Regions from separate parts of the Mus musculus genome. Here region 1 is linked to region 2. Evidence: chromatin loops called from intact Hi-C (ENCODE). Cell type or tissue: heart. All regions are shown on one strand. Links, peaks and the distances in the headings refer to the core of each region. The heading gives the core; the rest is flanking DNA. Region 1 has its middle 17 kb from the start of Gm38747. Region 2 holds the start of Wasf3 (WAS protein family, member 3).

Region 1 (16,280 bases), core at 4,937-12,936, 49 kb before region 2:
CTCTCCAACCCTATATTTCTTTATAAACTGATTTTTGTTGTTGTTGTTCTTGTTACCGATTTGGGCTGTATTCCCACTTGGGTGTTTCTTATTATATAGTGAGTTGTTTAATCTTCCTATCTGTGAAAAGCACTGCACCCAGGGAGCATTCTTCGTTCTTTATGCCGATTTAGAAAAATAGCTAGGGACAGAGGTGGTGGAGGCAGAACTAACTTGACGGAGCCTTTGAAGGACAGAGGTCATTCCTCAAACACAGCGAGCCTGCAGACGTATTTGTTGTCCAAACAGAACTAGCTGAGAGGGTTGTCCTTGTGGGGCTGCCAGCTCCGTGCATGGCTGTGTCTGGACAGAGGATTTAGATGGTGCAGGGTGAAGAAGCGATGGCGTTGGACTTAGGGGACCACCTTCATCAGCCCCACTCAAAGACCCCCTCAGGGATGCAGACTGTCAGAGTCCTGCTGGAGAGACTTACAAGCACACGGTGTGGTATTTACGATGGTGAGCTGCACAGAGCATACAATTCACTGTCAAAATGAGTGATGGTTCAGTGGCATCAGTTCTGTCCACCCAGGTCTGCAGTCATCGATCCCTGTAACACGACACTTTGATTTTTTCTCTTTTACTTTTCAAGACAGTGTTTCTCTGTGTAGCCCTGGATATCCTGGAACTCATTCTGTAGTCCAGGCTGGCCTCGAACTCAGAGATTCGCCTGCCTCTGCCTCCCAAGTGCTCGGACTAAAGGCGTGCACCACCTTCTGGCTACTCCCACTTTTCTAAACAGAAACCTGGTACCCAACGACACAGCCACCACAAACCTACATTCTGCCATTGTGAACCAGCCAGTGAGTGAAATCATACAACATTGCTTGTTTGTTTACTTATTTTATGTTAGTACACTGTTGCTGTCTTCAGACACACCAGAAGAGGGCATCAGATCCCATTTGGTTGTGAGCCACCAAGTGGTTGCTGGAAATTGAACTCAGGACCTCTGGAAGAGCAGCCAGTGCTCTTAACCGCTGAGCCATCTCTCCAGCCCCATACAACGTTGTTACTGTGCATCTTTTAAGTTTCACTTAGGATAATGTCCTTGGAATTCCATGCAAAAGCAGCATATCTGAGAATCATCTTCATCGTTAGGGCTGAATAATATTGCATTACGTGTGTGTGTTTGTGTGTGTGTGTTTGTGTGTGTGTGTGTGTGTGTGTGTGTGTGTGTGTGTGTGTGTGTGATCAAATTCTGCCTCTACTCATCTGGTAATGGAATGCTTTGTAATTTGAAGAACAAGGAACACAGATTCACTGGGCTGGATTCAAAGGCATCTTTTCAACAAGACGTTTGTTCTGTGGTGGGGTCTCAGATGCCACAGGTGGCCTTCTTCTCGATGTGCCCTCTACAGCCACACCCTTGGTGTATCTCTTAGTGTCCCGATCTCTTTTTAGAAAGATACCATAGTCAGATTGGATTGGTGGGGCCCCATCTACCCATGTGATCTTATTGCTCCTTGATCTCTTCTGAAAGGCTTTATAACCAATTTCAGGGAGCTAGGACTTCAACACACACGCCTTAGAGGGGGGGCACAAAACCACTCATGACGGTGGCTTTCCCTTTTTTGTTTTGTTTTGTTTTTTGAGACAGGGTTTTTCTGTGTAGCTCTGGCTGTCCTAAAACTCACTCTGTAGATCAGGTTGGCCTCGAACTCAGAAATTCGCCCGCCTCTGCCTCCCAAGTGCTGGGATTAAAGGCATGTGCCCCCCGCCCGGCTTTTTTTTTTTTCCTGCACGTTTCCCTGACATCTGAGACATTTGCATTTCCTCCTCTGTCCACCAGAGGGCAATCGTCTAAAGTGCTTCTGTGAGATCTTGGCGCCCCTGAGGAATGTTTATGCAAATGTTGATCTTTACTATAGCAGTCTAATTTTAAAAAAACTTGTGCTGTTTATTGGTGTTGATTATCCATTCCAATCGGAATAGGTCATTCTCTTTGTGGGTTCAAGATCCTAGGGTAATCGTTTTCAGTATTGGACTCAAATGGTTTGTCTGTCTGTCTGTTTCTTTTCATCCTGAAGACTGCACCTGTAAAAGATCTACCAGCTAACCCATGTGTTTCATGTCGCTTGGGCTCTTCAATCAGTACTGCAGACGTATGAGTTCCCTTGGAGATGGGCTGCCCTGTGCATTATGGGATGTCAAGAGTTCCCTTTTCTGACAGAACCCACTAAATACCAGCAGGATACTTCTTTCCTTTGTGACAGTAACAAAAAAAACAAAATACAAATGTTTTCAGACAGTACCAGAAATTCCCCTGCAAACAAAATCTCACCCCTCCCCGACTGACTCTTGAGCTGATGAAATTTGTTTATCGCGTCCTCCAAGAGAGCCTCAATTCCAGTCCGCCCTCTTTGTCCTGGGTCTGACACCCTTCCTCCACACCTCCTAGCTGGTCTATACTGTCCAGTTTCCTTTCAACTCATTGGATCAAAAGCCACTGCCTTGCTGTGTTTCTATTGCTGTGACAAAACACCGTGAAAAAAGTAATCTATAGAAGTGAGCGTTTATATGGGTGCTGATAGTTTCAGAGGGTGAGCCCACGGCCAGCACGGCCAGCACGGGGGAGGAGTACGGCATCAGACAGGCAGACACGGTGCTGGGGCAGTGAGCTGGGAGCTTACTTCTGATCCACAGCACGAGACAGAGAGAGATCACTGGAAATGGCATGGGCTTTTGAAACCTCATCTCTAGTAACACTCCTCCAACAAGACCACATCTCCCAATCCTTTTCAAACATTTCCATCAGCTGGAGACCAAGCATTCAAATATGAGTTTATGTGTGTGGGTGTGTGTGTGGGTGGGTGGGTGGGTGGGGGCAACAGGTACACTTCACTGAGTGGCCCTGTGTGTCTGTGTTGCTTGATAGGATATAGCCCAGCAAACATTGGTGGTTGGTCATGGTAGACTCTGATATATGAATGAGAAACATGGACTTCGGAAGCCCATGGCAAGGTGACAGGCGATCCTGAGCCACCTTTAGCCCACATGTTACATCTCTGTGCCTTTTCTTCTTTTTTTGGGGGGGGAGGGGTTGGTTTTTTGTTGTTATTGTTTTTGGTTTTTTCTAGACAGGGTTTCTATGTGTAGCCCTGGTTGTACTGGAACTCACTCAGAAATCTGCCTGCCTCTGCCTCCCAAGGGCTGGGATTAAAGGCGTGTGCCACCATTGCCCGGCTCTCTGTGTCTTTTTTTTTCCAAAGATTTATTTATTTAATTTATGTATATGAGTACACTGTAGCTGTACAGATGGTTGAGAGCCTTCATGTGGTTGTTGGGAGTTGAATTTTTTTTAAAGATTTATTTATTTATTATTTATTATAGGTATTTATTATAGGTATAGTACACTGTAGCCGTCTTCAGACACTCCAGAAGAGGGAGTCAGATCTTGTTACAGATGGTTGTGAGCCACCATATGGTTGCTGGGATTTGAACTCTGGACCTTCGGAAGAGCAGTCGGGTGCTCTTACCCACTGAGCCATCTCACCAGCCCCATCTCTGTGTCTTAAGTACACCTCTTCTGGTTGGCTGCTGAGTACATTTCTCTGTCTCCCTGGCTGACTATACCAGGCAGAGGCATTTTCTAGGAGGCCAAGAACCAGTCTCTGGTTGATTCAACATTCTCTCTCCCTTTGGCTGGGTCAGACATCTTTTCAAAGTCATGAGTGAATGGGGGAGTCATTGTGTTTGCTCCTTATAGAAGGACACTGGAGAGGGCTCTTGCACAGGAGGCAGGACAGGTGCTTCATTTAAATCCCTGGGTCTAAAATCTTATCCCTGTGATCTCATCTTTCCCTTCTTTGAGATACAGGGTACATAAGATGCACCGTTTCCTCGGCAGAGTGCCATTCAGGAATTCCGAAGAGACCCAGTGTGGTTTCCATGGAAACAGGAGAGCTGAACTTCAGAGGTGGGCACACTGAGGCCAGCAAGATGCATCCGTGTGGTGGGTCCTAAAAGGAGATGGAAGCAGTTCACAGGCCGCAGGTTTCCATGCGTACAGGGACACACTTCCACTCCACACTTAGCCAGGTGACTGTGGTATCTCCAAGAGAGCCAGCCTGTGTGGACAGCACGTGAGACAGACTGTTAGCTGCCTTTTTACTCCTTCCATGAGATGAGAAGGAACTGTATCGGGAACTGAATTCCAACTGTCTTAGGGGCCACAGGCACTACAAAGAAAGACTCTCACCCCCAGCATGGACTCTCTGTAGCTCCGAGACTTGACCCACATGGTGGGGGAATGGCACTTGAGAACTGTGGTGTGTGTGTGGTTTGTGTATTTGTATGTGTGGTGTGTTTGTGTATTTGTGGATGTGTGTATGAGTGGTATGCAGTGCTATGAGTTTGTATGTGGTGTGTGGTATATGTATGTGTGGTGTATTTGTGTGTGTGGCATTTATGTGTGTGATATATGTTGGAGTGTGTGGCATGTGGTATGTGTAGTATGTGTATGGTATGCAAGTGTATGTATGTGTGATATGGAGTGTATGTATCTATGTATGGTATGTTTATGTGATGTGTGTGTGAGAGAGATTGTTTTTGGTGTGTATGTGTATTGTGTGTGGTGTATATATGTGTTATGTGTGTGGTGTGTGTATATGTGGAGTATATGTATCTATGTATGGTGTGTTTATGTGATGTATGTGTGATTGTGTTGGTATGTATATATGGTGTGTGTGAAATGTATGGTGTAAGTGATATGTGTGATTGTGTTGGTGTGTGTGTGTGTGTGTGTGTGTGTGTGTGTACGTGTACTAGTTAGAGGACAACTTTCAGGAGTTAGTTCTTTCTTCCACCCTCCCACCTTCTGTTTCTTCTGCTTTTTAGCATTGTATTCCTGGCTGGCTGGTCTGTGAGCTATTCTTCTGTCTTCTGTGGCTATTCTTCCGTCTATCATCTTCCTGTGGAAGCACTGGGATTGCGGATGTGGACCAATGCATGCAGCTTTCAAAGCGGGTCCCAGGGACCAATCTCAGGTCATCAGGCTTACGCAGCAAACATTCACCTCAGAGCCACCCCATGGCTCTCTTTTCATATTTTTGAATCTATGCATACATCCTAAATTGTTTTCATTCCTTGTCGTATGACCTATAAATTATTTCAGTTTCTCAAAGTTTATGCCCTTTTATCATCCACATTAAAAACATCCCTATCTCCGGGCAGTGGTGGCTCATGCCTTTAATCCCAGCACTTGGGAGGCAGAGCCAGGCAGATTTTTGAGTTCGAGGCCAGCCTGGTCTACAGAGACAGGACAGCCAGGGCTACACAGAGAAACCCTGTCTTGAAAAACAAACAAACAAACAAATAAATAAATCCCTATCTTAGTACATTTTCATTCAAACAAATTGTTTTTAAATTTTCATTCTTAATCTCTCTCTCTCTCTTTCTCTCTCTCCCTCTCCCTCTCCTTCTCCCTCTCCCTCTCTCTCTCCCCCTCCCCCTTCTCTTCCCCCCTCCCTCTTCTCATTACCGTTCTCTTTATTTCTTACTTGGGGGCAGACCTGTTTTATTTTGTAGCCCTGGCTTATAAGTGATGGGAATGATGGCCTTTAACTATGTGCAGGGTACCAGCTGGGGAGACAAGCTGGAAGGGAGGTGTGGGTGGAGAATGTCATCTTGGGTTGCATCTGATCACTTGAAGGCACACCACCTGAAACAGCCTCCACCCTTTCAGTGTTAACTTGGCCACAATCTCCGTCCATTGTGCCTGAAACATCTGGTATTCCTTCTCAAGTATAGTACACAGTGTACTTATCCTGATTGTGAGATGATGGTTTGAATATGATTGGTCCAGGGAGTAGCACTATTAGAGGGTGTGGCCCTGTCAAAATAGGTGTGGCCCTGTTGGAGTAGGTGTGTCACTGAGGGTGTGGGCTTTAAGACCCTCATCCTAGCAGCCTTCAGATGAAGAGGTAGAACTCTCAGCTCCTCCTGCACCATGCCTGCCTGGATGCTGCCATGCTCCTGCCTTGAAGATAATAGACTGAACCTCTGAGCCCGTAAGCCAGCCCTAATTAAATGTTGTCCTTATAAGAGTTGCCTGGGTCATGGTGTCTGTTCACAGCAGTAAATCCTTAACTAAGACTGTCAGCTTGAAGGGATTTAGAAGGAATTTTGAGACAAGACTCTAAGCGTGTCTGTGAGGATGTTTCCAGAGACTTAAAAGAGGTGGGAAGACCCATCTCCAGAATGTGGGCGTTGCCACCCCAGCGACCAGGGTTCAGGGCTGAATGGAAAGGAGAGAGAAACAAAGTAGCAGCGTTCATCTTCCAGAGCCTGAAGGAAACATCTGTGTCCTGCTTCAGCTAGAGCCGCTGCCTTCCCTGCTGTGATGGATTCTCTCCTCTTTGCTGTGCGTCTGAATAAACCTTTCTTTACGAAAACTTTCTGGTATTTTGTCACAGCAACGAGAAAAATAGCCAACACAATCAGCTTTCTGCTATTGTTACAAATACCTAAGATAATGGACTTAAAAAGAGAGGAGGTTTACCTGGGATCACAGTTCAGGAGTTCCCAGTTCATGATTATTTGACTCCGTTGCCTCTGGGTCTTAGTGATACAGACAGAGATCAGAATCCTGGGGGCAAACACTAAAGTTTCCAGGCCTCTGTGTCATCTTGGAGGCATCTGCTGAAGAACTTTCCAGGTCTGTGTCCTTGGGGAGAAAACTATGATACAGACACGTGGCCAGGAAATAGACAGAAAGAGAGCTCATCAAGGAAGGGAAACAGCTGGTGAAAGTGTAGGGATGAGCTAGCGAGCAGAGAGTGAACAGACATCATCCGGCATCTGTCTGAAAGCGCAGGGCCCCCGTCAGAGGGCGTCAGCACTTGCCCAGCCTGCTCTTGTGTTTCAAGGTCTCTCTACGAAGCTCCAAGTGAGAGGGGCTTTAGTCATTGTATGTCACCTTCTTCTTCTTCTTCTTCTTCTTCTTCTTCTTCTTCTTCTTCTTCTTCTTCTTCTTCTTCTTCTTCTTCTTCTTCTTCTTCTTCTTCTACTTCTTCTTCTTCTTCTTCTCCTTTTCCTCCTCCTCCTCCTCCTCCTCCTCCTCCTCCTCCTCCTCCTCCTCCTCCTCCTTCTTTTTTTTTGGTTTTTCGAGACAGGGTTTCTCTGTGTAGCCCTGGCTGTCCTGGAACTCACTCTGTAGACCAGGCTGGCCTCGAACTTAGAAATTCGCCTGCCTCTGCCTCCCAAGTGCTGGGATTAATGGCGTGCGCCACCACACCTGGCTGTCACCTGGCTTCTTATGCTCACCTTGATGTTGCTTTCTCCAGTCCCCATTGTTCCCCTGCGTGGGAAACCCCTCATCTCATGGCTAGGATGCTAAAGACAGAATGAATGGGCTGAGGCCACACTATCCTTTTTTGGGGTGTACTCAACTAAAGACTTCCCTGGGGGCCTCCCCCCACTTAAAGCTTCCACCACCTCCTTATAACACCTCCCTGGAGACCAGGCATTTAACAGAAGGGCCTCTGGTGGAGACTGAACAGGCTAGCTGGACTCCCAGGGCAATACTAGGCAGGTAACACTGCGAGCCATTAATTGACTGTACCTTTTAAGTACTCTCTGCTTCCAGAGTCTCCTGCTCTGTTGACTTGGTGCCTACCTATTCAGACAAGAACCTGCTGCTGCTGGTCATAGAAACCACAAAGGAAGCTTGATAAATAAAGGCTGAGGGAGTGGGTTCAATGAAGCAGAAGAGGACCTGGGAACTTAGCTAAAAGGTACAAGCCCCTGATCTTTCCTATTTCGTAAAAAAAGATTGAGTTGCTTCTAGTCAGGTGACTATTTGGAAGCAGGGGCCTCCAGAACTTTCCCAAGTACTTTAATGCCCTGTTGTACTGTTAACTCCACGAAGGTTTGGCTTGTGTGTGTGTGCTTTCTGTGTGTATGTTTCTAAGTGTGAGTCTATGTGTCCGGGTGCATGTGTGTGTGTGGGGGGGGGGGGGGACTTTCCCTTACTCTTTCTTCTCTCGGTGTCTTTGAAAGGACTGGAGAATTCCACGAAGGAAGAATTATCCGAATGGTGTGGATGTGCCACTTAAATAATAAGTGCATGCTTCCTCTGATGAGACAAAGACAGATGGAGGTCATATACAAATTAGCCAAAGAATGGTCTTGGACTCCTGTAGTGAGCGGGTCTTGGGCAGGTTGTTCATGCTGCCCCTGTTTCAGCAGAAGGGCCAATGGGCATGCTATACTTGCTCCTCTTATGCCGAAGGAGAGGACATCTCCTTGGGCAGGAAGTTCAAGGTGTAGAAGCTCAAGGTTGACAGAAGGTTTGATGAGGTCATCTCTTTCCTTTCTAAAAGACGATCAGGGTACAGAGGACCGGTAGCTCCACTATTTAGCAAACTCCACGGAACAGTAGGCATCTTTGTTTGTCCTGTAGCTAGCCTCTGTGCAGGACATTGTAGCTCAGCTTGCAAGGTACAGATAGATGTCTCTGCTGAGCAAGAAGCTGTTATAATTCAGATCCCTGGTGCTTAACCAAGAAGCTACCCCACCACCTTAGTGGGCGAACTTGTCAGAGTGAGAGCTGATCGCCCTGGGATCTCCAGTTATTTCCTTTGGTAAAGCTGAGTCTGGCTGCCTAGCTTTGTCTGTTGAAATGGAATTTTAAAAATGACATGTCTGCTGCCCCCATCTGGCAAAGCATTGAGCCTGAGAGTAATGGCCAGTGGGCATATTGGGCTGAGGAGGGGGCAGGAGGACTTGTGAGGGAGGGTCCAGGAGGAGGGGAGGTAGATCAGCGGGGAGCCAAAACTGGAATGACCCAGCACATACAGTTTCAGAGACCAGCAATGGATGACATGGGCTGACCCAACCCTTCTCAGGGTCTGCAATGGAACTGACAGAGTAGTGGAGAGCTCTTTTACCAAGGCCTTGTGCCACTGCTCCTGGCTTGGCTTGAGGAAGAATCCGAGTGCTAACTCTTCCTAGAGGACTCTACAGGAGGAGGAAACAGGGAGGATGCAGTCACCCGCCATGGTTAGGATTCTGACAGTTCTTTGGAAGGCAGAAGGGTCTGTCTGCAGCAGGGGATCCAGGGAGAGAACAATGGGATCTAAGCCCTTTGCTTTCTCATCGACACAGAGTACTGGGTCCTTCTCCTAGCCTCTCTGGAGAGTTAGGAGACTTGAGACGGAGTTCCCACAGCCGCCCAGTCTTCACAGGACACCACACATGCCAACTGGCTTCATTGCTGTCCTTTTCTCAGTCATGCCTTATCCTATAGATGCTCAGCAACGTCACTGAATTCAGCTGCTAAGTATTCAAAGGAAAGTCAAAAGAAGAACAATGTAAATACGGGGAGTGCCAGGCATCCCCCACAATATGCATATGCTCGCAGCGCGAGTCTTTCTACAGCCTCAGCCCGAGCCTCCGTATTGCGAGCATCTTGCACACCAGTGTTTAAAGCCACAATATGTCTTTTTGGTAGAACCTGACCTCAAAACACAAGCCAAGCTGAGTGTTTCTGTGGGTGCTCTGCCACAGACTGCCATCTGTTCCCGTGCTGAAGGGAAGCTGGCTGGGTGGTGTTTACAGGCTCCCTGCTTTTCTGCTAACTTCTCCCCTCCCCAAGGAATTCCCCTGTCCCTCAAGGGTGACTTTGGTTGTATTTGATTTTCTCCTAAATGCTGACTCCAGAAGCCAGCCAGAATACTGTCTGAAACACTACTGAAGTGTGTGGCCGCCATGCTACTAAGCTGTGCTCTCCGTTGTGTTTCTGTAGCTGGTGTGTGCCTAGCACATTGCAGCTGTGGGACCAGGAATTCATGGAGAAGCCAGAGGACAGCTGAGGTTGGGCTCCGGATGGGCCTTGATCACTCACCCCCAGGACGATTTGATTGTACCTCAAAGCCTAGTCAAAGTGACATTTACTGTATCTTCTAATACTTCTTTGGAGTGTCGATTTGACAATTGACTGCTGTTGTTGAAACACAAACAGCGGCCACCCACATAAATTGCGCCAGGCCTTGAACTTGGACCTTTCATGAGATCCACCATCTGACACATAGTAAATGCTCAGTAAACTCGATGAAGGATAAGTGTCTATGTGAACAGATGAGTAAAGCCACGCGTCTATTCCACCAGGTACCTATGCAAGACCTTTCCCCTTGACTCTCAGGGTCCCACTAACACACAGAAGACTCTCAAACTGAATTCACAAGTCACAACTTAAGCTTCTTAGCTTTGATCTTGTCCTTCCATCTCTTGAGGACCCGGATTCCTCCCAGAAGATGTTCTTAGAGGGCTATGTTCACAGTAACGGTGTTTTTGTCTTCTTTCTATATGTCCTATATTGAAGATCGTTAACTCTATAAACACACACGAGGCAGTACCAAGGGCTTGCCAGGACCTCAGGACGAAAATCAATACCCTGAGTCTGTTAGAAGCGAAAGAAACAAGCGTCAACTTGTAGGCAGAGAAAAAGACTTCCTAAGGAGGAACACAGCACAGACATTGAGACCAATAACTGAACAGGGGAATCTCATGAAATTAAAAAGCGTATGCACAGCCAAGGATACCACCATTTGAGTGAAGACACGGCCTGTAGAATGGGGGAGAGTCTTTCCCATCTACATTTGAGAGAGGGTCCATATTTAGAACATGCAAAGAACTCAGAAGCTAAACATCGAGAAAACAAACAACCCGTTTAAAAATTGGAGCGAGGCGCTAAACAGAATTCTCAAAAGAAGACGCACAGATGGCTGAGAAATATATATTTTTCAAGTGCTCAACTTTCTTCGCCATCGTAGAAATGCAAATTAGGACTACTTTGGGATTTCATCCTGCCCGGGTCAGAATGGTTACAATTAAAAATAAAATGAAAGAAAATAAAATAAGACAACCGGCCTAGATGTGTGGGAAAGGGGGCCAATCACTGCTCACCATTGGTAGGGCTGCCAGCTGCTGCAGCCACTGTGGGAACTGGTGTAGAGATTCTCAGCTACACCTTTTTCAGAGCACATGCCCCAAATCATCTAAACCCCACTACAGAGATCCCTGCTCATCTGCACTCACTGTTGCTCAATCTACAAGAGGCAGAAAATGGAAACAGCCTAGTGTCTGAGTGGCTAAATCTTACCGGAAGTCTTACTGGCTAGAGATTACTTTTATATGTAACTGTATATATCTATAGAAATAATAAATATGTGGTACACTCACAGCAGTGGCATATTATTCAGCTATGAAGAACTATGACATCTGCACAAAAAATCGAAAAAACTAGAAACGTTATACTAAATGAGGAATCCAGACCCAGAAAGACAAACACTGTGTGTGTTCTCTCTCATGTAGAGACGTTAGCTTTGAATCTTCACATATGTGTGTTTAAACTGGTGTGATGGTTTGTATATGCTCAGCCCAGGGAGTGGCAACTATTAGAGGGTGTGACCCTGTCGAAGTAGGTGTGGCCTTGTTGGAGTAGGTGTGTCACTGTGGACTTGGGCTTTAATACCCTTGTTTTAGCTGCCTGGAAGCCAGTATTCTGCTAGCAGCCTTCAGATGAAGAGGTAGAACTCTCAGCTCCTCCTGCACCATGATGCTGCCATGTTCCTGCCTTGATGATACTGGACTGGACCTCTAAGCCTGTAAGCCAGCCCCAATTAAATGTTGTCCTTATAAGAGTTGTCTTGTTCATGATGTCTGTTCACAGCAGTAAAACTGTAACTCAGACTGCCCACAGAAGTCAAGAAAGTAGTAAGAAGCCGTGGTGGGATTTCAGGGGAAGGGGGAATAGAAGAGGGAGTATGGAGGGGAATATAGAACAAGAAGGATTAAGTGGGGTGGGGGTGAGTGTGGAGAAGGCTAGCTAACTCTAAAGACCTTTGTAAACTCACATGGAGACTTATGAATGCAGAAGCATCTTAAAATATATCATACATGTACAGTTTAAGTGGAATTAACCTACAACGGGTGCTGTAAGCTATCAGATAAAAAGCCCAGTGCCAGATTTGGGTCACTTTGGACTTGTTGGTTGGTAGGGTCTTATAGACCTCTGAACATTACAGGTTACTGCCATTTTTCTTAGTTACCCTCCAGAAGCACATGACAAGACCCTATTTCTAAAGAGTACTGCATACTCAAGGTGTGGAATCGTGACACTAGCCAAGAATGTTAGTCCTACTGGCTGGCTTTCATAGAGATGGAAAGGTCTATGTACCCTACCAGGGGGAAACACAATCTTTCCTAGCTATGAACCCTGCCAGTTACAACTGACCCAGAAAGAAATACTCACTGCACAATAACTGCATAAGTGTTATGGGAACAATTAACCACTTTCTGATTAAATTTAAGGCTCTCCCCAGAAGACAGGGCTCATGCCTGGTACCATTAACAAGGCCAAGAATCTATGGCTTAATAGATACAGCCCTGGAGGAGAACGTGCTATTATTATTCTACTAAATGCACATAGTATTTACTACTATTATTCTATTAAATGAATGCAGTATCAAACTGCCTTCTAAATACCTATAGGTTTGTGCAGGTCTCAGACCTCACCAAAGAGGCTTCTTTTTTTCAGTAGATGGTGATTAACACATAGCCTAGAACTGGTCAACAGGCAGGGAATAAGAGCTCAAGAAATGTTCAGTCATAAATGGGGCCATCTATAGCACACAAACCCCTTGTAAGGGTTAGGCATCCTTCTCAGAAGAGAGGGAAGAAGGGTCATAAGAGCCAGAGGTGGCAGATGACCACAGTGAAACAATGTTTTCTGGGCACAACAGGACAGGTGCATGTATGAATTTATAGCAGTTGGGACAGCAAGCCATAAGACTGGGGCAATCTCAAGCTGGACACAATTCCAGCTTGGAGGACGGAGTTGGTCACAAAGCCCCACCCTTAGCTGAGGAGCAATGGGAAGTTGGTGGCTGCTGGAGAGAGAGAGTCAGCTTTTTTCAAGGATGCTGTCCTTTGGAGGTTACCCATGATCAAGTAGATGGTCCTACATCCATGCACATTCTAGCAGTGTGTTGTGTGACAAAACTGTTCCTGGGGAGACACAACACATGCAACTACTCACTCCAGATACCACCAAAGTCCAACTTGGTGAACCAATTAGCTTTAATAGGGTTACTTACAGGAATATGGGTGTGGTGGTTTGAACGAGAATGGCCCTCATAGGCTCATTGATTTGAATACTTAGTCACCAGGCAGTAGCATATTTGAAAGGGTTAGGAGGTGTGGCTTTGTTGGAGGAAGTAGGTGTGGGCTTTGAGTTTTCAAAAGCTCAAGCCAGGCTCAGTCTGTCTGTCTTGTCTGTCTGCCTGTCTGTCTCTTCCTGCTGCCTGCCAATCTGGGTACAGGACTCTCAGCTACCTCTCCAGCACCATGTCTGCTGGCATGCTGCCATGCTCCCCAACATGATAATAGACTAAACGTTTAAAACTGTAAGCCAACCCAATGAAATGCTTTCCTTTATTAATAGTTCCCATGGTCATGGTGTCTCTTCACAGCAATATGACACTGACTGAGGCATGGGGTGAGGGGTTACTTATAGGAACAGAAGTGACTCAAAGACAGCCATATCACCAAAACCTACTCCAGCGTTGGTGACAGCTCACGAAGCTGGGACCCTGGAGCACACCACACAGATTGCAGGCAGCAAGACTCAACCTTTCCTTCCAGCCAGCTGGTCTGGACTGAGAGTCTTTTTCCAAACTCAGTTCCTCTACTCTCAGAGGCATTCTCGGCTCTTATTGCTTACTTTGGCAGGGAGGGGCCTAGTGAATCAGGTCAGTTTCAGGGACTTCCTGAAGCTATCGTGAGTTGTTTACTTCCCATCTTAAGGAGCTGCCCTGCTGGATGGAATGGTTTAATCTCTGAGGAAATACACAACACAGACCTAAGTGGAGTCAGTGGATAAAACAAAACAAAACAAAACAAAACAAAACAAAACAAAACAACAGCACAAAACCCCATAAAACTGGGAACGGTAGTGGGGACAGGGGAGGACTCAAAGGAGCCAGAATGGAGGATGGACTTGATCAAAGCGCATTATACACTTGACTGAGACGTTCTTATGATAAAAAAAGAAAAAAAAATCATTGACCATTATCTTTTTCTTAGACAGGACAATTTCTGGTACTTCCTGTCTCTAAGAAGTCATTGCTAATATTGAATTCCAATAGCTCGTGAAACTATGGCTATTGTGAAACTATTATTATGGCTGTAAAAGAGGCTTTGCATTTTATCCCTTTCTTCAAACCTTGTAATTGGGGGTAACATAATGGGTGCGTGGCAGAATTTATTGAGCGGTGAAGACAGAGCCTTTCCCCTGGGTGGCAAAAGCTGAGGGAGGCCGGATGGTCCAGATGAAACCTTGCTGGGAACTGAAACTACACACAGTTTCATACCTCTATCCATTGCAGAAACATTGTTTCTCTGGAACACTTGTAAATGTACCCAGAAATGAAGAAGAGAGAAATGCAAGAATGTTTTTGCTTTCTTCAAGAAGGATACAGATGTAAGTTCTAGATTCAACCACCTCCAGGCAAGGATGTCAGGCCCCTACCTGGTGCCAGGCCTCAGGCTCTCAGGAGACGAGACAGAGTCCATTTGCCTGCCCGGCACGGGCTCTGCTACAGCCCAGCAATTACCTTGTATCTCCTCTCTACTGCGGTATTGAAGTAGCTGTTAGATGCAGAGAGTCTCAAGAGTGTGGAGTCCGGGGGAGAGGGGCTAGGGGGTGGAGCTTCAGGATGCAGGGAACAGAAAGGGCATGGTCTTTGTGGGCGGGTGTTCTCTCGGGAAGGATATTTACCCCATTCTAGAATAACAACCTCTCTATTCTTCTGGCACCCCGGACACTGAGATGTGACAGTTCAATCATCAACAAGTATTCTAATGATAACGTCAGCCACTTTCCCACCCCTGACTTTATTCAGGGATCTCCTTCCTTTCCTTGCTATCCTTTCTTCTCTCTTATCTAGTGTTAGGAGGTTGAAAGGGTGGAAGAAAAACAAGGGTGGAGAAGGATGGAAGAAAGCAGAACCCACAAAAGAGCCAAAGAGCAGCGGCTGCATGCCTCCACTTTCATTTGCAAATTAACCTACCCCAACTTACATCCATCAGGTATGTTCAGAAGACGCAGCAAGCTGGATCATGACTCTGTGTGTCTATTCCATGCATTTGGTGCCTCTCATAAGGAGGTCAGCAGCCATTTGCTGAGGGAAACTCATTTCTTCTCTGCCTGACTGTGTCACAGTTTATTCCAGCTGCTCAGGAGAAGCAGATGGTCACATCTCCTGCGGACTCTTGTCACAGCAGATGATGTGACTCCATGGAGGTGGCTGCAGACAAATGGGTTGGTAAATGGGGTATGAGGGCGACTGTGGGTCGCCCTCTGAAGATGAGGGATCAGTGAAACTTCACCTGGAAAATGTCTGTGGCACTTTAAATGAGATGTCTTACACTGTCTCAGGCATGTGAACACTCGGTTTTCAGCTGATGGTGTTGTTTGGGTAGATGTAGGAGGTGTGGGCTTGCCAGAGGTATGTCCCTGAGGCAGGCATTGAGGTTTGAAAGCCATATGGTGTTCCCAGGTTGCTTTTTCAGCGTCGTAGATGCAGACACAGAGAGACAGGTATAGCCATATGGAGTGGCTGCTCACCTGGGCAGGGAAGGAGCTCCCAGCAAGAAAGTCATCTGGACAGAGTCCGCTGAGATTTCATTAGAACTGAATGGTCCCAACCGCCAGGACAGGAAGGTTCGAGGAGGCACAGGAAAAACATGCAGGGGCCCGCGGAGGGAAGAATTTGCTGTGTCTCCTCGCTGTCTTTCTTCCTGAATCAAAAGACAGGAAGGGGGACTTCCAAAACTAAAGTGCACTGCGAGTCTTCTTGAGGTAGCGGGGCAGCTATCAGTTCTCTGGTGCCTGCAGGTTCCTTGCAGCCGAAGCCTCCAAGAGCCCATCGAGCATGAGCTATCGCCAGAGACTAGGAAGTGCAGCCAATCCCATCCTCCAACACAAAAAGCCGCAAAGGTGTAGGAAGAGTAAATGAAACGCACTATCGTCTCTGTCAAGGTAAATACATAAAACAGAAGTATTTAAAGAAGATTGTGGCGTCACCATTCGGCAAAAATCTCTCTTGATCCGGCATTTTCCTGAAGTCAAAATATAAGTTCAAACTTTGTGGTGGTTTGAATAGGTATGACCTCCATAGATTCCAGTGTTTGAATGTTTGTCTCCTAGGGAATGGCACTAGTAGGAGTGGTGGCCATGA
Region 2 (16,280 bases), core at 3,561-11,560:
ACAGATTTAGATGACCCTTGGGCCAGGGTACGTATAGATACAATTTTCTTAATTTTAAAAATGATTTGCTTTTTACTTTTGCATATGAATGTCTGCGTAAACATACTTGCAGAAAGGAGGAGAGGGCACCATTTGTCCTGGAACTGCTATGTTTGGTGCTGGGAATTAAATCTGGGTCCTCTGCAAGACCAGCAAATGTGTTTAATTGATGAGCCACCTCTCACTCCCAATGATGATGATGATGATTTTGAGATTGGGCCTCACTATGTTGGCTGACCTGGGCTGTGTACGGACACCATATTGGACAGATTGCCTTGAACTCATAGTGATCTACCTGCCTCTGACCCCCAGGTCCCCCCCCCTTTTTTTTTTTTTTTTTTTTTTTTTTTTTTGGTTTTTTGAGACAGGGTTTCTCTGTATAGCTCTGGCTGTCCTGGAACTCACTTCATAGACCAGGCTGGCCTCGAACTCAGAAATTCGCCTGCCTCTGCCTCCCAAGTGCTGGGATTAAAGGTGTGCGCCACCACCGCCAGGCCCCTTTTTAAATTTTTTTTTTCTTAATTTTAAGGAAGGAATGGTGAGTAGGTGAAGATTTATTCATGGAACTAAATTAATTCTACAGCACCAAAGGATCTGTAGTCATGATTTCACTTCATTCTGAGAGCAAATACAAGTGAATGTGTCAAAAGCACTGACAATTAGTATGTCTTTATAATTTGATTTCTTACATATTTTAATTATATCCTCTTAATTAGTGGCATCTCTTTGTTCTTCAGCTTTCCCCAAAGTGAGACTGAATTCAGCTCCTGATGCAAAACAGCGTGTAATTTGTACGAAAGATGACATGCTACTAAGTTCAGGAGAATGACAATTGTTTTTCTACTAACAAGTAGCAATGACAAAAGGGAACCTAAACCAATTACTGAGCAAATATCTAATTTATAAAGTGTCTCAAAAAAAGCCCCGGACCCACTGTCAGACTGCAAGTGAGGACAGCTCTAAAACTTCCCTGGGAACCCACCCGAGAGTGTGGTCAGCCAAGGAGCAACGATGGAGTGTCCCAAGAGGGTTAAGACACGTCACTGTGAGATCTTAATAGGATTATGACAGAAAGCTGCTCAGTTATCACAGTAATGCCGGACAGCTTACTGTCCATGGAGGGCAGCGGGCTCCAGCCCGGCCACACCTTTAACTGCTCACTCAAGATTTCATGGGACACTAACAGCCATTCACATCACCAGAATTCTCTAGACACTCCAACACGTTGGAAGCTCCATATGTCCTTTCTTATATGTTAGGAAATGAAGGAGGAAGTTCTGGATTTTAGATTATGTTGAAGTATTTAGAGCTGTGGTTTGGATTTTAAATGTCTCCCCAAAGCCCACATGTGAAGGAGCTGTTGGAAGGCTGTGGGCCCTTTAAGAATTGAGACCTGGCTTTGGATCCCTGTCCTCTGACTGGGCTGCCTAGGCCTGCTGCAACTTGGTATGCTAACTAAGGTTGGTGGATATCCATGGGAAGCCTCTGGGTTTTTGAGGAGAAAGGAAGGAGGGGTGGGTGGAGACAGGGATGGGGTGGTGAGAGGGAGGGACTGGGAGGGGAAGCTATAATTGGGATGTGAACTAAATAAATAACTCAATTAACAATAATTTTTAAAAAGAGCTGGGATCTTGTGTGAGGAGGTGGGTTACTGGGGACATACCTTTGAACAGAACGGGATAGTGGGGTCTCCACCTCTTCTGTTTCTTTTCTGCCCACTATAAAGCAATCTGTGTGGTTCCTATCATGATGTTCTGTCTCACCATGAGTGCTAAGCCACAGAGCTAAGCAAACACAGGTTTCAGGTTCTGAAACAATAGTCAAAATATAGCCTTCCATTTTTTTACAGTTAATTTTCCCAGGTAATTTTATTTTCTTCTGTGACAGAAAGCCAACACACTTAGGGTCAAATGTCTTGGTGTTTGCAATTCTTTTTCGATTAGCTTAGTTAAATAACCTATGTGTCAGAAGGAAGAGAGGGGGTAGAGAGGAGAGAGGGGGAAGGGGATTGGAAGGGGGAGGGAGGGAGGGAGGGAGGGAGGGAGGGAGGGAGAGGGGGAGGGGGAAGGGGAGAGGAAGAGGGAGAGAATGGGGATGGAATGGAGGGAGAGCAAGGTGTGGGGGAAGAGGTGGGGGAAGGAGGGGGAGAGAGGTGGGGGAAGGAGTGTGTGGGCTAAGGGACTAAGTAAGGCACTTACAGGGGGACAAGCCGTATGTGGCATAAGGCAGTATGTGGACAGCAGACAGGGACAGAATAAAATGGGCCTTCACTTTATAAGTCCTTGAATTTTCCTTTACATTTGGGAAATTTTTCAATATAAAGCTGTATAAGAACTTAATTATCGTGTGTAGAAGGACTCTAAAGAGTTACCAGTAACGCAAGGGGAATGTAATTTGTGACTTCAACAAGGCAAAAGATGACCTTTTAAAAAGATGAAATGTCGTCTCCATTGTCTTCACTACCATGTCTACGAGTTTGCCATTGTCAGTGATGAACTCATTTTTAAAAGGACGTCTGGATTTACAAAATAACAGAGGCAGGTGCAGATTTCCAGGCACTCATGCTCTCCTTCCAGTTTCTAGGGATAAATGTGTTAGTGAGGCGTGAGGCTACCATTTGCACGCGCACGGTGATGTGTTTTTATTAAAGAGACCCCACAGTTTACACTAGAACTCTTCATTCTCTGGATTTGGACAAATGTGGGCCATATACACACACACCATACATGCCATACACGCCATACATGCCATGCATGTGCGCGTACACACACACACACACACACACACACACACACACACACACACACAGTAATGTCTTCTCCACAGTAACTTCATTGTCCTAAAAGTTTGCCCTCCACCTATCCAATCTTTGCTTTTCTCCTTCCCTGACCCCTGACGACCACTGATATTATGCTTTCCATATTTTTTACTTTTCCAGAATATCACATTTTCAGGATCGTGTAACACATAGCTTTTCCCGATTGTCTTCTTTTACTCAGCTATGAGTGGTTCTCCCATCTTTTTGTGGCCCCATTGTTCATTTCTTCTTCTTGCACTATATGGATACATCACCCACTACTTACTGAGGACATCTTAGTTTCTTCTAGTGTTTGGTGATTATAGGCAAACATTGAAGCAGAAGTTTTAAGATAAAAAATTATTTATTTTTATTTTATGTGTATTTGTGTGTGCCTGAGTATGTGTGTGTGTGTGTGTGTGTGTGTGTGTGTGTGCGCACATACACCATGTACATGCAGTTCCCATAGATGCCAGCAGATGGCGTCTGGTCTCCTAGAACTGGAGTTCAGATGGTTGTGAACTGCCTTCTAAGGGTGCCGGAAACTAAACCCCTGTCTTCTGCAAGAGCAGCAAGTGCTTTTAACCACTGAGCCATCTCTCCAGTCCAAGGTGTAAGCTTTTGTATGCACAAAAGTTTTCAACTCCATTGGATACATTTCTAAAACTGTGTTTGCTGGGCCCTATGAAAAAAAATGAGTCTTTTTTTTTTTTTTGGTATGAAACTGCCAAATTGTCCTCCAGAGTAGGTGTACCCTTTTGCATCCTCAGCAGCAGTGCACAAGCAGTCCCGTGGACCTGCATCCTTGCCAGCGGCTGGCATTGCTGCATTTTTTGGATTCCAGCCTACCCAGTATATATGCTATGCTATTTAGGTTTTGTTTTAATTTATAACTCCCTATTGGTATATGCGGTGGTACATATGCCTATTCAGTTCTTGTATTTGTTTTTCCACGTTCATTTTGACAAAGGATCTGCTCATTTTTAAAACTGTATGTGTCATTTTCTTCCTGAGATTCCAGTAGCTTCTTATGAGTGAGTCAAATGGGAGACTCAGCCAATGAATTTATTCATTTAGCAACTTTGACAGGTACTGGCCATACATAGGCTCTGCACATTTGTTCCCTCTTATTAACATAAACTGAATGTCTTTCTGTCTTAAAATACATAATACTTTTTGGCTCCTTTGAAGTCACTTGACATGGGTCTGACTAGCAAACAGAAGGTGCTCACTGGGGCTTCACAGAGTGTTAAAAGGGTGTGGAAATTGCTGGTCTTTTGTCCATTGTCTATCTACTGTTTTCCTGAATGGGATGCAATGTCTAGAGGAGCCATCTTGTAAAGATGATTGATGGTAAGCGTCACATGATAAGGGATATATTACCGTGACTCTAAAAAGTCTGCGACATGTGACAACATGGTGATGTTGTTGCGGAAGCCCGTGTGTTTGCTCCAGACTTTTTGTGTAGATATGTAGTGCATCTGAAGCAATTCCAGTGTGTTGAGGACACAATGCTAACTGTGGTGGTTTGAATATGCTTGGCCATGGGAAATGGCACTGTTAGGAGGTGTGGCCTTGTTAGAGGAGGTGCATCTCCTCGCTGTGGGGGTGGGTTTGAGGTCCTATGCTTAAGCTCCACCCAGGGCTGAAGAGAGCTCCTCCTGGCTGCCTGCAGAAGACAGAGTCTCATCCTGGCTGCCTTCAGATCAAGATGTAGAACTCTCAGCTTCCTTTCTAGCACCACGTCTGCCGGGATGCTGCCATGCTTCCTGCCATGATGATAACGGACTAGACCTCTGACACAGCCATCCAGCCCCAGTTAAACATTTGCTTTTATAAGAGTTGCCTTGGTCGTGGCGTCTCTTCACAGCGATGACACCCTAACAAAGACACCAACAGTAAGTTATATGTACTACATACTCTGTTTGACACAGTACAAGGTATCTCACTGGACATAAGCAGAGAATAAACTGAGTTTGTCAGGGAACTGGGATCTAAAAGGAAGTGACCCGATGCAGCAAGTGTCAACACTCCAGAGCCGCACCATTAAGGGTCACGGCATGTTCAGAGTTAAGTAAGTCTAGAGGCAGCTCAGGTAAGGCAAGGGGGACTGAAGTGAGAGGACTCAGTAAATGTGACTAGCAACCACAAGAAAGGCAGTCTGGATACTCCTGTATCTTCAGATTTTTGTGTCCTCCATCAATGACCTGAATGTACGTAAATACGTATGGTAGCTGCTTCCCTGGGTAAGAGCAGACGAAAAGGAGGAGAGGCAGTTGTAATTTGAATGTCAAGTTGTCTTTGGGCTGGGCATAAATATATCCCCGTGTCAGTGTTTATAATACTGGAGAGCTGACGTCTTGTTTACCTGTATATTCCAAATTGCTATGATATGGAAAGCGAGGATAGAGCTCTAAAAATCCCTTGAAAGCAGTGCAGATTTTGTGAACGGTGCGTGTTTTTTTCTGCTATCTTTGTGTCAGTGTGAACTCTGCTAAAATGTCTACCAACTGTTAGGCATTTACTACTGGCTTGTTTATCACGTCTTAAAGACCACCCGAATCAGTTTTCTTGAGCTTTTTAAATATAGCTTTCTATTTTGTGATTCGATTTGTAAATAAAGACAGAGGACATGTGTAACATTCGTGTTTTGATGCAGTAAAGCTCATTTCCTTTGGAACTTAGGAGAACACGCTATCTTCTCCCCCCCCCCCCCCGCAACCCCCACTTTCTCCTGGTCTTGTTTATTTTTGCCTCAGTTATCCCGCACTACCGGAGACCAGGATAAGTTGGTGGTTCAAGACTACCCTATTTAATAGGCTGTGTGTCTCGTAGGTGGGGAGAATAGGATTTGGAGACGGTGAAGACCAAGGGAAGAGGAATCTGAACATGAAAAAGATGGAGGGTTTTTGAACCTCCAGGGGTTAATGCCAACTGATGACAGGGCTATAATCCTATCAGGCTTGGGTGAATCCCCAGCCCTGCACCGTGTCCGAGGACATACAGGTAGGTAGACAGCCCTGTGTTACCAGGGGCCTCAAGATCCAGGTGAAGGGTAAGCTACAGGTGGGGATCCGAGGGGTCTGCAGATAGAGGAGGTACCCAGGCCCCTTGGTTACCCACCTTGGAGGAGGAGGCCTGAGGATGCGCCGCCTTCTCCGCAACGCCCCGCCCCCGCAGCGCCTACGCTGCCCTCTCCCGTTGGCTCTCCATTGGCCGCAGAGCTCGCCAATCCAGCCCCCTGGCCGTGAAGGGGGCGTGGCCGCGCGGTGCCGGGCCGGGGGCCGCGTCTGTCGCCGCTGCGCGCTGCGGTGCGGGCGGCAGGACGATGAAGCCGGGAGCGCGGCGCGGTGAGTGCGGCTGTGGTCCTTCCCAGGCTCCGGGCCGACCTCCGGGGGACGCGGGGCGGGATTCCGGGGGTGCCGCGCTCGGGCTGCCGACCTGCCCTGGTCCCTCCCGGCCGCAGGTGGCGCCGCATCCTCCTTGCGCATCCTTCATCCCGATTGCTCCCGTCCCGCGTGCGGCCTGGCCTGCGCTGGGGTCCTGCGGGCCGCGTGCACCGAGGCTCCGGCTGCTCCCGGCCTGGTCCATGGCGCAGCCTCCCGGACAGCTCATCTTTCCCCCCTCTGGCTTTGGTACTTCCCAGCAAATGCCGGTTTTCCCTCTTGGTTTGGCCTCTCTGCAGTGGAGAGCAGAGTTCTTAATTATTGAGAAACTATGGGATAGGCCTGGGGTTAAAGGTAGCCGGTCATCTTCTTGGCTGATGTTTAGAGGAATAGGAATTTTTAAAAATCATTTAGGGACTGGTTTTGATATGGTGATTATCTCCTAGCAGTAATTTTTTTTTTTTTTGAGTTTTCAAAAGCCGAAGGTTAGAAAGGGTCCTTTTTATTTCGCATCGAAGCTCTTAAATTCAAATGCCTAATGGGGTATGACATTTTGACTTTTAAGATTCTGAACGCACGTTTTTGTAAGGGAGGGAGGCCGACTATTTGAAATGTTTTCCATTTTGAAAGTTTGGCTTGTCTAAAACTGCGAAAATACCTGCGACTCTACAGCAAACCGAGTTCAGAGTACTTGACTTGTTTCGCTGTCTCGTCTAGGGCAAATTCTCCTGGGCACGGACTGTTTTTGTGTATGCTTTACCAAACTTTCCTATTCAAGCAGCGAGACAATGCAGGCAGTGGCTCTTTTCAGTCCGTCCTTTCATCTGCTTGAGAGGTTAAACCGGAGCGAGCTGGTTTGACCTTTCCCAAAGGCAGTTAAAGATCATGTCTTCTCTGCTTCCTTCTCCCAGGGTTCGGATAGCTGTCTTGTAGCGCTCAGTTTCCTGAATTTAAAAGCTCCGCTGAGTTGATTTTAAGAAAGTTGTGCTGTTTTAGATGTTCAAAGCTCACTGGATTGCAAAGGCGACTTACCGCTTGGACCCGTATACCAAACAGAACCTTGCTCTAGATCTGCCTGTAAATGTTACATCTGCACAGTGACACTGCTTTCTTGCATTGCTGGATCTGTTTGCTTATATTTTATAGTCTTATTGCCATTGATGGATGCTAGTAATTTCAAAAATTGAAAATAAAGCTGGAACACACTTTGCTAGGTGATTGTGCCAGTTGACCTCCCACCCCTATCCATCATCAGTGTGTCTGTGTAGACATATTTTAGAGTTTTCACAGACACTTCTATGTTGACAAGCCACAAGCATTTTTTTTAATTATTTATTTATTTTTTTTGGCTATTAAGATGCTTGGATGAAAACTTCATGAAATATGAAAAAAAAAAAACTTGTCTGTACTGTGTTCTACTGGCTTTCTGATTCCAGAAATTTCCTTTGAAGAATGTAGGTTGTGGTTTTCCCTTGGGACTGTCTCTAAATTGCTGTGCAGGCTTCAAATTGCTCACCTTCTCAGTTTTTAAAAAGTTAATTAACTTATTTTAAGCGCTTCTTCAAATTCAGTTTTTGTGTGTCCAGGGCACATGTGTGTGTCTATGTGTGCATGTGGGTCCTCTGTTGATCTATGACTTTCTCAGGTCTCAAGCTTCATCCCACTAAACTCGCTGGTGGTCGTCAGCTCCAGCACCACATGCATACAGTGCCCATGGAGGCCAGAAGAGGGCACCAGATCCTCTGGGACTGGAGTTACAGATGGTTTTGAGCCCACAAGTGGGTGCTGGGAACTGAACCTGACACTCAGGAAGAGCAGCAAGTGCTCTTATCCACTGAGCCATCTCTCCAGCCCCCAGATTTTCTTTTAAAGTGGCTTTTTCTTGTTTAAAAAGTACTAGGTAAGTTCCTACTCCGTACAAAACACTACCTATGCACTGGGATGGCAGAAGTGAGAGATAGGAGACTTTAAGACTTCCATAATCTATGCTCACAGACATTGGGGTGTGGTCAGGATTCTGATAGGCAACCTTCATAAATGACCTAATTGTGTTCATTTTCTTCTCTTTAACCTTCAAGGATACTTTAGAGTTTGTCATACATGGTCAGAATATGCTGGCAAGCAGGGCAGATCTCTCTTGCCTGCCAGTGAGCTTACTGTGTACATATTGGTTACAGTTTCTATCCTGCAGGGACCATAAGACTTCAGAGGAGGACCACCAACTAGAACTAAGGGGCTGTTCTGAGATGAGAGAAGCCCCCAGAGTCAGTGAATGAAAAGTGTCAGCTGGTTCTAGTCTCAGCGGAGGGAGAACTGGATGAAGAGCTGGGAAGGGCAGTGCCCTAAAACTCCAGATGGGTGCTCTGATACAAGAGAATTGTTTTTCTTCCTTTTTCAAGACATGGAGTTTTTAGGACAGGGTAGTCCTTATCAGGATGGGTTCCAGGTTGGGCTAGTCTGTCTCTGGGCTCCTCTCTGAGTTATGTCTTTGTGCTCTCTCAAGGCTAGCTCTGTTTGAGTCAGAGCCCATCTTCCTTGGTTGGAGATGTCCCTAGACAGAATGCCGCTTTGCTCACATTTCAATCACTCCATCATTTTCTCTGGACCTGACCTGCGCACACACTCTTGGAGGGTAGCCTCTTTTCTCTTCTTTCCTTCCCTTCCCTTCCCTTCCCTTCCCTTCCCTTCCCTTCCCTTCCCTTCCCTTCCCTTCCCTTTTCTTTCTTTCTTTCTTTCTTTCTTTCTTTCTTTCTTTCTTTCTTTCTTTCTATCTTTTTAGTCTACTGGGGATTCTTTTAAATTATTTTACTATTAATCTTATTTAATATTTTTATTTTATTGAATTTTCATTTAATTTTAATTTTAGATGCTCCAAATATCCCAGGGTACATTCTCATCTTTCAGGTTGGGCTTCTGTTCTCGGATCAGTTTTCAGCTTTGTGCCTTACCTTTACTGGGTGGTACAAACAATTAAATCTAGGGCCCTGTCTGTGCTAGGTATGCCTTCCACCACTGAGTCTTCTTAACCTAACCAGGCTGCTCAAGTAAAACCTAGGATCCTCTCGTCTCTTCAATGGCTGGGATTATAGGCCTACATCACCAGGCCTAGTGACCCATTTTATACTTCTTTGAAGTTTTTCTTGGGGTGTGTTCTTAGGGTCCCCTCTACCACCAGCCCAGTAGAGAAGTGATGTTGAAATTGGTCTAAAGTCTCTTCTGTCATATTACATATTTAAATATAAATATATATGTGAGCAAATATGTATGTGTGTGTGTATATATATACATATATATATATATTTACCATTTAATTTTGTTTTTCCTCCCTTTTCAGTGTGCTAATCATTTTTAATTTGTTACTGTAAAAATGCCTGAGCTAAGCAGCTTATAAAGTGAAAAAAAGCTTATTTTATTTTGATTCACTGTTTTCAGTCTGTGACCAGTGTCTCTCTCCTCCCCCCTGCCTTTTGCCCTCTGCCAAAGTTGTCACATCATGATAGGAGTGACCTGTTGCTTCAAGGCCAGAGAAAGTGTAGGAAGAAGAGACCAGGGTCCTACCATACCACACCTCCAATGTTTGGAGAAATTTTCCACCAGGCCCCAACCTCTTCATCTTTTCCTCCCTGTCACACCTCTCTGGCATCAAAACTTTAACACTAGACTTTGGAGTGTTTGAATCTCATCTATAGCAGCAGTCAGTCCTTGCCTGTTTGAACCCGTGTTTTAGGTACCGTCGTCATTACCTGATGGCTTATTTAGATCAAGCATCTATAGATTAACCTTGTCTGGAGTGCTCGATCAAGCATCTATAGATTAACCTTGTCTGGAGTGCTCAGGATCAGAGGTGCTTTGGATGCTGGAAGCATGGGCTACCATGGGCATGGGACCCAAGTACCAACCCAGAATCCATGAATGTTGCATAAATATCATATGCATTGCCTCAGGTTAATCTTACATAATGCTTATAATAATTTTTTTGCATGAAACTAAGTTTCATGGTGGGGAATTTTCTGTCATATGTCAGAGCTTACACAGTTTTGATTTTTGAATGTTTTATTTTGTTATGTGTGTGGTTGGCTGTTTCTGTGGGTCTGTTTGTGTGTATGTGTGTGACTTGGTGTGTGCATGTGTGTGTGTGGTCAGAGGTCAAATGTCAGAAGTCTGTCCTTTCCTCCAGTATGGAGTCAGATGGGAAGACCTTTCATCCCCCAAGCTTTCTTGTTAGCCCAGAGTTTTGGTCTTTAAATTAGACGTTACTCTGGTTAGTGTATGCCAGCTTGACCCAGGTGTCACTTGGGAAAAGAGAACCTTAGTTGGAGAATTACCTCCATCAGATTGGCCTATGGGAGTGTCTCTGGGACATTTTTTCTTGATAAATGATTGATGGGGGAGGACCAAACCCACTGTGGGTGCTTTACCCATGGGCTTGTGGTCCTGGGTTCTATAAGAAAACAAGATAGCAAGCCATGGGGAGCAAGCCAGTGAGCAGTGTTCCTCTGTGGTCTCTGCCTGTGTGCATGCCTCAGGTTCCTGCCCTGACTTCCCGCCACAATAGGCTGTGATCAGGTTCATAAGGCAAACAAACTCCCTTCTCCCCGAGTTGCTTTGGCTGATGGTGCTTGTCACAGCAATGGAAAGCAAACTAGGACAGCAGTGTTCAGCCCACTAGGAGAAACTGATAAATCATGACTATTTATAGATTGTATTTCTCATTTATTTATTTTTTAGTTGTTTGAAATCTGCTGTTACATGAGTTTTAGTCAAAAGAGCAGGCTCTGAGTTGTAGCTCTGGCTCTGGCCCTGTACGTGATGGAGATTTATAATAGTCTCAATTGTCCCAAAGAAGAGATTACAAAGACACATCCTACCTTACGAGTTAATATAAATGAGTTGCTCAGGGGTGGTGCATACCTTTAATTCCAGCACTCAGGAGGGAGAGGCAGGCAGATCTCGGAGTTTGAGGCAAACCTGGTCTACAGAGTGAGTTCTGGAACAGCCCCAGCTATACAAAGAAACCGTGTCTCAGAGAGAGAGAGAGACAGAGAGAGAGAGAGAGAGAGAGAGAGAGAGAGAGAGAGAGAGAGAGAGAGAATGAGAATGAGAATAGAGAGATTATATATGAGATATGAGACCACTTGGACAGAAAAAGCTCTCAGGCAAGTTGTCTGTTATACCTAAAAGACTTGTTAATTAACTATCCCTTTAATAAGAGATGCCCTTAAGATGTTTTCATTATTATATTTACTCTCTGTCACTCTCTGTGTGTCTGTGCATGTGTGTGTAGATCAGAGGACAACTTACAGGAGTTCTTTCCACCGTGTGGGTCCTGGGATTGAAAGCAGTTTGTCAGGCTTGGTAGTACAACTAAGGCCTTTACCTACTGCCCCTGCAGTGCCGACTTTTATACCCAGAAGCCCTTTCCTACTGCAGTTGTTTAAAGATCCCCACTGCTAAGCCCTCCTGTTTTTCTGAACTAGAACTCACAATGTTTCTTTTTCCCCCTCTTTATATACCGTTTCCTTCTGCTTCTCTGACCTTTATTTAAAAAAAAATACAAACAACAAACGAACAAAAAATCCAAAACAACATCAACAACAAACCTGGCACTCTCTCTAACCCAGTTCTCATAAGACTGACTTCCAGCCTCCTCCTGTGTTGTTGTTAAATTCTCTCATCTCTGACACTGAGACACTGCATAAGGGACCCTGAGTTCCCCACGGCCGTGGAGGTCTGGACATGGCTGCTGGGGTTTCCAAGTTTTGTGTCTCTGAACAGGGAAGGGAACCGGGCAGAGGTGTGTGTCTGATAGTAATAAAGCTAGAGACGTCTTAGGAAAGGAGGCAGTAGGATGCAGGTGGTGCTGTCGCACTTGGTGGCTTTATGGCTGCTTTGTGGAGCCCATGTCATGCATGCAGAGCCTGTTCCTGGCATTGCTGGGTCAAGTGTCTATCTAATTCTTTGCCAGCGCATTTTTCTTGAATGTTAATTTTGCAGTCTTTGTGTGAGGCAGGGACTTCACTCTTGGCCCTACCTTTCTGCCTCAATAGCACCACCAACTAGAGGTGGCAGCTCCCCCCACCCCCAGCCCCCAGTTCCCTATCGCTGGGCATCTGGTGTTAATTATACAGTGCAACATCGTTTCTCTGGACTTCACTCCAGTTGAACCATTCTTTGAAGTATTCTGATTACTAAAATACTACTTTTGTTTCAAAGTTGAAATTGCCGTTTATAGCAATTTCAAGGTGTGTCAGTGATAATGATAAATCTATACTTGAGCTGTACTTAAAATTTTTATGACTTCTCTGCCGTCTGCGTCTTATATAAGCTTAATAAAAACATGTCCAATTTTGACATGTCCAGTTCTTTTGATAATTCCTCAAAACAAAGCAAACACATACACACAATGAACAATGAAAGCTTTCCATGCCCTATGAGGCAAGAATAAAACGTGGAAGGATTGGATAGGGCTCACACATTGTCATAGTTAGCTTCAGCTCTCAACTTCACACAACCCAGCAGGGAAAACCTCAGCCGAGGAATCATCAGATTGGGGCCATTTTTTTTTTTTTTTTTTTTGATTACTAATTGACATAGGAGGGCCCAGCCCACTGTGGGCGGTGCCATCCTTTGACAGGAGGGCCTCAACTGTGTAAGAAAGGTAGCTGAACACGAGTCTGGGAGCAAACCTGAGAGCAGCGTAGCGTTCTAATTTGGTTTTTGCTTTAGTTCCTGCCTCCCTCAAAGATAGACGGTAACTTGTAAGTCAAATGAACTTGTTCCTCACCAAGTTGCTTTTGGTCGTGCATTTGTCCCAGCAGCAGAAACCTCCCTTTAGGACAGGCAGTATGTGTTAAGGACAGCCAGGTGGCTGCCACACTCTGTCTATTTATTGCTAACTTTGTTCCTCCAGTAGGCATTCATAAGTTTATGGTTTTACTCTTTGGCTCTTTGGTGTCTAACGATCGTTGTCAGACTTCATTCAGACAAACCGTCTTACTCTGTTTTAATATACTCAGAATGTGCTCTCTCTTTGGACAGGGAACTTAGGTCTGCTTGCAGGCAAGTGTAAGTTACAAGTTGTGTTTAAGTGGGTTGTCTGAGATGCTTTTGGTTTTATCGGCTGCAACCGGTGGAGGCTTCTCGCTTGTCTTCCTTTAAATGAAGAGCTGAGTTAGCTAATAGGAAGTACCCATAACAATAAAGAGCTAAAATGTGAACTCTGAGAATCATTACTCTTTGGGGACTGAGAGTGAAGCACTAAGACCTGTCCCTCTGGTACCGTTAAGTCTCCATGGTCAGTATTTTAGATGGTAGAGCTAACAGCTTCAGTAACTGCAGGATATCAGTGACTTGGTGGGAGAAATCTGTGTGTGGAGGCTTGTGTGGCCGGCACTGCTGGCATCTCTAGTGGACTTCTGTGTGGATACCCTGGTAGTCGGCCTCTTTACACCTTACATCCAGCTCTCCCCAGGAACCAGGATCCTGGGTGGTTTAGCTGGTGGCTGGGGAAAGTGAGAGCCTACAGAGAGCTTTAAGAGCATAGCACATAGCACCTCTCACATTGACATTGCTGGCCGTGCTGGCATGCGGCTTCATTCAGCCTGCAGCAGGCGAGAAGATGCAGTATAGCTAGGAACCCCCAGCGAGGAGGCAGCATCACCAGCTGTTGCCAGGGGCTGACTGAGAGTGGCAGTTTGCATCCTGGTGACTTTAGTGAAGGAGACAAGCTCAGCTTTATGCTGTAGCTTGCATTGTTTGTAAAGATCATACCAGTTTCCTTAAAAAAAAATCCTTGATTTCACATTGCATACCCTTCAAGCTGCCTCAAGTATGTGTGCAAGAAGTTTATAGGACTTGCGTTACTGTTTCTCAGCTTCAGGGCAGGGGCACATGACTTCGAGCCGTTCATTAAAGGCAGCTTTAGAGACCAAGGAGCGATGTGTCATTCATTCTGAGCGTGCCTTTCACTGTGTATTACAGCAGAGGTTGGAGTATCCATTATTATTTTTTGGTTGTTTTATATCAACTTGACAAAAGCTAAAGTTATGTGGAAAGAGGGAATGCCAACTGAAAACTCACCTCTTCTAGGTTGTGGGGCATTTTCTTGATGAATGACTGACACGGGAGGCCCAGTCTACTATGGGAGGGGCCACCCCTGAGCGGGTGGTCCTGGGCGCTACAGGAAAGCAGGCTGAGCAAGCCATGGGAGCAAGCCAGTAAGCAGTGTTCCTCTAAGGCTCCTGCCTCAGTTCCTGCCTCCAGGTTTCTACCCTGACTTCCTCCATGGTGGGCTGTGGTAGAGAGTGTAAGGGGATTAAAAGAAACCACTTCCTCTCCACGTTGCTTTTGGTTGGAATGTTTCATTACAGCAACAAAAAGCAAATCAGGAGAGTTGGCGAGCTGCATCCTGGGCGCCAAACCCGAACTGCTAAGAAGGTGTGGTGTTGGTGCGCGGACAGACATTATCTGTTCGTGTCAGCGTGGCGTGGGGCTGCCTTAGGACAGCTAGGTAGAAATCAGTGGTGGCAAAGTGGAATGTTCACTGTCTGGTGCTTTACAGCCAAACCGCTTGTACCGTGACCCCCAATTTCAGAGGACTAGCTCTGTACCATTCTTAGGAATCTGCGCTCTCTCACTGGGGAGGGAGATAGTAGGCAACCTGTAGATTTTGGATAGTAGGGATGCAGTGAGAAGAAAGTGAGAAAAGGGCATCAGATCTCATTACGGATGGTTGTGAGCCACCATGTGACTGCTGGGATTTGAACTCTGGACCTTCAGAAGAGCAGTCGGTGCTCTTAACCACTGAGCCATCTCTCCAGCCCGTGGCTCCTGGTTTTCATGCAGTGGTAGTCCTCTGTGAGGCCAAGGGGTGAATGAAAGGGAAGTAGGGAGAGCCAGCCAACCACTTAAGGGAAAGAGCTAAGATAAATGTGGACTAGAACTGTTCCGGAGATGCCTGGAGGTAAGTGTGCCCAATGGTGTGAATTAATTGCAACTGCAGGGAGGGTGGTCCAGGACCCAGTGAGCGGAAGTGGGAGGTTTTTGTTTTTGTTTGTTTGTTTTAACAAGGTTTTGAGCAGGGAAGGAATTGGTGTCCTTTGTGATAGACTCCTGCAATTCAGGGGACAGATTGTAGGGGGAGAATAGAGGCAGGTGCTTGCATGCCAGGAATCACTAGGTGCTGCGGCTGTCTGGATGACTTTCCTTGATCTGATGGTGTGATAGCAACGTGCTGCCCTAGGTGGAGAAGCAAAATGGCCGTAGAGGGTGCCAGTCAAGGATACTTCTGTACCCACAGCCTGCAGTTCTTAGAAGGACTGGTTGTGTACAAGTGTTTCTCCCGACTGTGAAAACAGGCTGGCTTTTGAGAGGTTCTGCCAGACCACAGGTGGTTTGGTTTTTAGATCAGTGTCTGTGTCAGTGGTGGCTGTTGGGACCATGTGCGGGAGCGAGTCTGAGCCCTGTCTCAGCCCAGTAGGATGACGATGCCCTGGATCCTGAACCAGGGAGTGACATTTGCTTTCCCTGCAAAGAACGGGGGCCAAGATAATTTTGACTTGGGAAAAACAGTATCCCAGAGCTATAAAAATTCAGTAATTTGTTGAGAGCATATTGTGGAGAACTGCTATTTTCATATGTTCCCAGCAGTATGAATTAGTTGCAAAATGCACCTCTGTGTAATTAAACAAATTGCCATGCTCCCTGGAGTTATGGATATGACCCAATTAAACTTGGGAAGATGCCTAAAGAAATTATTTCTTTTCCCAGGTAGGTGACATTAAGCCATTTGGATAATGATTAGTTGGAAAAAAATGTGAATTTCAAAATAATTGTGGAAGAGATTTTTTACTTTCTATTTTCCTGTATCAGGGTATCTATATCATTAGAAACATTTTTTTTAAAAAAAGTTTTTATAGTTTAGGTTTAAAATGAAATGAAGAAACTAAACCCACAGATTGTAGGATTTTTTTTTTTTAATAAATACATTCTCTACAATGGCTGGAATTACGTTTAGTAAGAGTTTGAATGCCACAATTAATATATTTCTCTGACACGTC

What was found. Hi-C counts contacts between places; a loop is a spot of excess contacts. Peaks named below come from ENCODE experiments on the same cell type or tissue, not always from the same donor. Only the 100,000 strongest peaks of a DNase experiment are listed, where the experiment ranks them.
Region 1: it touches region 2 in a loop (5-fold over the local background); 7 of 42 quality-filtered maps call a loop at or near these places.

What each region holds. Positions count from the first base shown.
Region 1 is chr5:146,328,801-146,345,080 of GRCm38, forward strand. No RefSeq gene overlaps it. Among named protein-coding and RNA genes, the nearest start is that of Gm38747, 17 kb to the right of the region's middle. In heart, for the core only: no CTCF peak of the experiment used is centred there; no DNase peak of the experiment used is centred there.
Region 2 is chr5:146,379,153-146,395,432 of GRCm38, forward strand. Wasf3 (WAS protein family, member 3) reads left to right here and starts at 5,854. Exons shown (of 10, transcript NM_145155.3): 1 at 5,854-6,186. In heart, for the core only: no CTCF peak of the experiment used is centred there; no DNase peak of the experiment used is centred there; H3K4me3 peaks cover 1,348 bases; H3K27ac peaks cover 529 bases; H3K27me3 peaks cover 2,999 bases.